2 separate regions of the Homo sapiens genome follow, and region 2 is linked to region 1. A link is a loop called in an ENCODE intact Hi-C map of the cell type or tissue named here. Cell type or tissue: Caco-2. All regions are shown on one strand.

Region 1 (2,500 bases):
TTAGATACTGCAATGGGATTTTAAAAAAAATCCCAAACTGAACAAATAAAGCAAAAAATAAATACCTTGGGCAATAGCTTCACGCTGCTTCAAACCCCTGCCGGTGCACTTGAGCTACCTTCAAAACACCGACTTCCTACACTGTCTTAAGATGTAAATTTCAAACCCGGACGCAGAACTCCTAAAAAAAAGTAAAGAGTAACAAAAATTAAGCAGATAGAAAACTACTTCTTGAACATACAAGAATTGTCTACAAGAAAGGCGGTAATAATAACTCCTAATAATAATAACTCCTTTCACTGTTTCCAGTTGATTTGAGTAGGAGACGGCAGTTTTGAAGTAAAACTGGAAACCTGATCCCCACCCCTTCACTTCTCGAGCCGGGCCTCGTCCCTTAATTCTAGAAATAGCGATCGCGAAAGCTAAGTGCCGAGAAGTGCGAGAGAGTGCGAGGGCGTTTTTGGATAGCAGAAATGTTAGCTCAAAATCGACAACTTACAGTTATTCCTAAAAATGTTTAAATGGCATTCATGTAAAAGACACGGATTCACTTACTCCGATGACAGTTTTCCTCCCCTAGGCGAAGCACGCAGTGCGCCGGAACGGATTATTTTTAGGGTGGTGGGAGACCAGCTGCTGCCTCCTATCGAGTTTCTAAATTGCACAGACTGCTCTGGGCCGGGGCAGACACCGCGGCTGAGAAGCAGGAAACTGGGCAGAAGCCCCGCGCGCCGCGCCTGGGGCCGGAGACCTTCCCCATCCCTGCTCTGCTCAGCTTTGACTTGGGGCGGGCGCGACGCCGCGATTTTACAAACCCAAGTAATAGGCGTCCCCTTAAACTTCATTAGACACTGAAACTTGGAATATGATTCCATGATTCTCCGGAGTCGGGTTTTCAAACGTCAAAACACTCAAGGTATTCTTGTTTCTTTGTTTTGTTTTTCCATGCTCTGTAAGCACCCCTTTATTAGCCACGTAAGGAAGCGGATTTGGGGATTTCGCTGTTTCCCCCTGAACGGATCCGGGAAATGAAGGGCTCATTCTAGGTAGAGGCACCCACTGCTGGGTTATGAGTGCACGAATGTCTCACAGGAGCAAGGCTGGCTCAAGTCTAATTTTCCGCTTTTCCCCGGCGACCTAGAAAACTTGGTTTCTCTGGTGGACCAGCCGCCGCGCTATCGAAGGGCGACCCTTGCCCACCGTCCCCTAAAGTGAGACGCTGATTCCCATGGACTGCGTAAACAGTCACCCTCTTCTCCTGTTTCCAACCAGAGACATAATTAACTCTCGAGATAACGTGTTTATATTAAGATCACCCCACAACCACTCCCCCGCGAAACACAAGCCGTGAATTTTGTCCCCGACAACCCTCTTTAATTAACACCGGATTTTCTCAAGAGCCAGTTTTGAGTCAGCTTGAGATAAGCATTGTTTTCAGGAACTGTCGTATTTTAATAAAGGATGGTCAGCCGGGCGGACTTCTGCCCCTGAGGCTCCGCATGCCGTCCTCAAGGGGCGCCGCTGCAGGACTGCGGTCTGCTGGCGCTGGTCCCCAGATCTGAACCCTAAACACCGGTGGCCTCGTGGCCTGTGCGATGCAGGCCGACTCCAGCCCTGCCAGTCCCAGGGGATTTCTCCGCCGGCGCCCCACTCTTGGGAAGGTCGCTGCGCTTCCGGGTGAGTGCCTGACCTGCGTCAGCGGCTGGGACTTGAACCCGCGGCCGCTAGGAATCTGCGAGGCCATATGGGGCCGAAACCTGGGAGGGTCCGAAGACTCCGTTCCTGTGGCCTTTGAACGCTTGACAACTTTACCCTGGAGCTGTCTGCAGCGGCGCAGGGAAATAAGAGAGCGTTTCAACAGTGAGGATCCTGGTACTATGGATGCAGCCCAGGGTGGCCGGGTGAGCAAGCTGGACGCGAGGCCAGAGGCTCTCCAGGGCATCTATGGAGAGAGAACTGGAAATAGGGGGTGCCAATAATCCCAAGATGAAAACTCTTGAGTGTGACTACACAAAATGAAGTTTACTTGAGGATTATAAAAGAATATTACAATTCATTAAGGTCATTTACAATGTTTAAAAATCATGCTTATTGTAGAAACTTTGGAAGATGTGAAAGTGTACAGAGGAGATCAAGGAGCCCCCCGTAGATGCACCTGTGCACACACACCCATAAAACTACTGAAAACATTTTTTTTTATGTTTTAACAAACACAGGCGGTATGGTGCATTGATTAAGAGTGTGGACTAGGAAGGCAGCCTGCTCGATATCACATCCTGCTAGTTAGTTCAGAGACTGAACAAGTCACATAAACCCTCTGTGTATCAGCTTCCTCCTCTGTTTAATGGGACAATAAAGATAAATAATTTAAATAAATATAGAATAATTTTTAAAATAATTTAAATGGCTATATACTATTCCATTGAAAGGCTATACCATAAGATTCATTTTCCCGTTGTTTGACATGTATTTGCCCAATTTTACTAATATCTGTGATCAT
Region 2 (2,500 bases), 430 kb before region 1:
GAACAGTTCCTTGCATCTGGCAGTTGATCAACAATTCTTTGTTTTTTAATGAAACTAATGAAACATGAAAAACCTAGAATATTAATATTAGGTAAAACAGTATTCTTTGAAACTTCGGAGAGGTGATTTTAGGACTCTAGACCAAATATTTAAGTAGATTTATAGTTTAGGTAAATTTGTAGATAAGTCCATAATAAGTAATCAAGAAATTAAAAGTGATGCCTGACCTTCTGAAAATTTGGTTTTGAGAATACTGGTACCATGATTTTCGAAATATTTCTTGTTGCCATTGTGACAAGCAGTATATAATTGGATAAAGGATATTGATTGTGCGGACCTACCATAACATTTCTAATGCAGTAAAGAAGGAATCAATTTTAAGAGGAAGAAAGAACTACAGATATTGTGCATTTAAATAATAATTATAGAATGTGAAAGGAGATAAGTAATTAAGGAAACCTATACATTTATGTCTGATGCGAGAGAGCTTTTCAGGAGGAAAAAAACAAATTACATATTAAAACCAAAGGTTTAGAATCCCGATTTATCTTTTTTATTATAGCTATGTCTGAGAAATGCTATCTCCCATATAAGGCTTAGAAATTTTCATTCATGTTTTAAATTTTGAAATAATTTGCTGATAATTAATTTGTTATAAGAGCTAAATAAATGTCATTATGAAGTTAACCTGCAATGTTGGGTACCTGTTTTCTTATACCTATGAAAGGAAAACTGGAAAATTTTCTTAGTTTACAGGGATGTTAATGTGACTTTAATTTTTCTCTACCCTTAACCATATACCTTATATTGCAGAAATTGGAATGGGATTAACAGGATTTGGAGTGTTTTTCCTGTTCTTTGGAATGATTCTCTTTTTTGACAAAGCACTACTGGCTATTGGAAATGTGAGTTTTTAAATATATATTTTAACTAAATTTATAAGGAAATTTTAACTACGAATGAATTATTATCTGCTATTAAATTTGGGGAAAATAATTCACTATTACTCATAAGTAATTCCTGTTACATTCTCTATTTCCATCAGGAATGAAACCTGTCAGCTTTCTGTTTAAATAAAAGGTAAACACTTAATGAGGTTTTCTAATTCCATAACTACTCTGTTAAGTGTTTGTCATGAGATTTACAATAGATTAAATGAAGGCTGCCTCTAAATAGGAGTTCAAAATAGATGACTTGATAGTTTCATGTCTTGATAAATCACTAAAGTATTTTTACTTTAAACATCCAAGACTTCACATTTGATTCAGCTGCATAAGATAGATTTTTTTAACCTTTTTAAAAATATATATTTCTATGTTAATGGTTGACTTGCTTAGAAAGGGATCTATGTTGTTTATTTGGAATGTGTACTATGCTATTCATGTGTGGAGGTTATGATCCAGAAATAAATAATAACCCTTCTAAGGTAGTGAAGACACTGTATGTGTGTGTGTGTGTATATATATATATACACACACACATATATATTTGGGCTTTTAACTGGAAATGGGAAAAGATAAAGAATAGCAAAATTGTTCAAAATTGATGTCTTAATAAATGATAATAGCATTAGTATCCTAGAATATGAAGCTTAACCATTAGGCTTAATATGTATTTGTGCGAAATATTTTTCACTAAAGAATGTTAATGGGGAGGGCAAGTATTTGGAAAGAAAACCTGGGGAAAGCAAGCTCTTAATCCATCACCATTTCTTGTCCACAGAATACATTCAAAATATTTGAAAACACATGGTTGTATTTTTATTTCTGCTGCCACCAGATATTCTAGAATTTATAAAACTAGAATCTTCTTGGCTTCACGTTGTTTCTTCTGCTATCAACTTAGCCATGTCAATATTTCTCCCATCCATAGAAACTCCTGTAGCCTATGATGAATATTTCAGAACCAAGAGGAATACCCTTGGGTGACATATTTATGGGCAGCTTTCCTCTTTATGCCTTGCCAACTCATCTGCTTGACTAAGCCTTCCTCATCCAGCTAAAACTAGGAAAACTACTGCAGACACAGATGCCCCTTGGTAACGTCTAATCTTTCTTTGTTTCTCTTTTTCTCCATTTAATCAAGATAGAAGAGGAATGAGACAAGTGGAACAAAGCTACAACTTTAAAATGCATAACCCACTCCTTGGTTCTGCTGCTTGGTTGTACATTACAGTTCTGTCTGGCCAGTTGCCCACATTAAAAGCCAAACAAATGTGCTTCTTTTTTTATATTTAGCTTTGACTTTACGTTTAAAATTTATGCATTGTGTTTAATTACCTTTTCCGTGTTGTATTTTCTTTCTCTTTTAGGTTTTATTTGTAGCCGGCTTGGCTTTTGTAATTGGTTTAGAAAGAACATTCAGATTCTTCTTCCAAAAACATAAAATGAAAGCTACAGGTTTTTTTCTGGGTGGTGTATTTGTAGTCCTTATTGGTTGGCCTTTGATAGGCATGATCTTCGAAATTTATGGATTTTTTCTCTTGTTCAGGTAAGGCATA

The links. Hi-C counts contacts between places; a loop is a spot of excess contacts. Peaks named below come from ENCODE experiments on the same cell type or tissue, not always from the same donor. Only the 100,000 strongest peaks of a DNase experiment are listed, where the experiment ranks them.
Region 2: a loop joins it to region 1, with 4 times the contacts of the local background. A loop is called at or near these places in 1 of 110 quality-filtered maps.

Annotation. Positions count from the first base shown.
Region 1 is chr12:21,940,645-21,943,144 of GRCh38, forward strand. It overlaps ABCC9 (ATP binding cassette subfamily C member 9), which reads right to left and starts at 782. Exons shown (of 40, transcript NM_020297.4): 1 at 556-782; 2 at 66-181. RefSeq lists an enhancer at 215-1,192. In Caco-2, CTCF peaks have their summits at 598 and 1,496; DNase peaks (open chromatin) are centred at 697, 1,137 and 1,567; H3K4me3 peaks cover 2,319 bases.
Region 2 is chr12:21,506,072-21,508,571 of GRCh38, forward strand. It overlaps GOLT1B (golgi transport 1B), which reads left to right. Exons shown (of 5, transcript NM_016072.5): 2 at 814-905; 3 at 2,312-2,490. Among named protein-coding and RNA genes, the nearest start is that of GOLT1B, 5.5 kb to the left of the region's middle. In Caco-2, no CTCF peak of the experiment used is centred here; no DNase peak of the experiment used is centred here.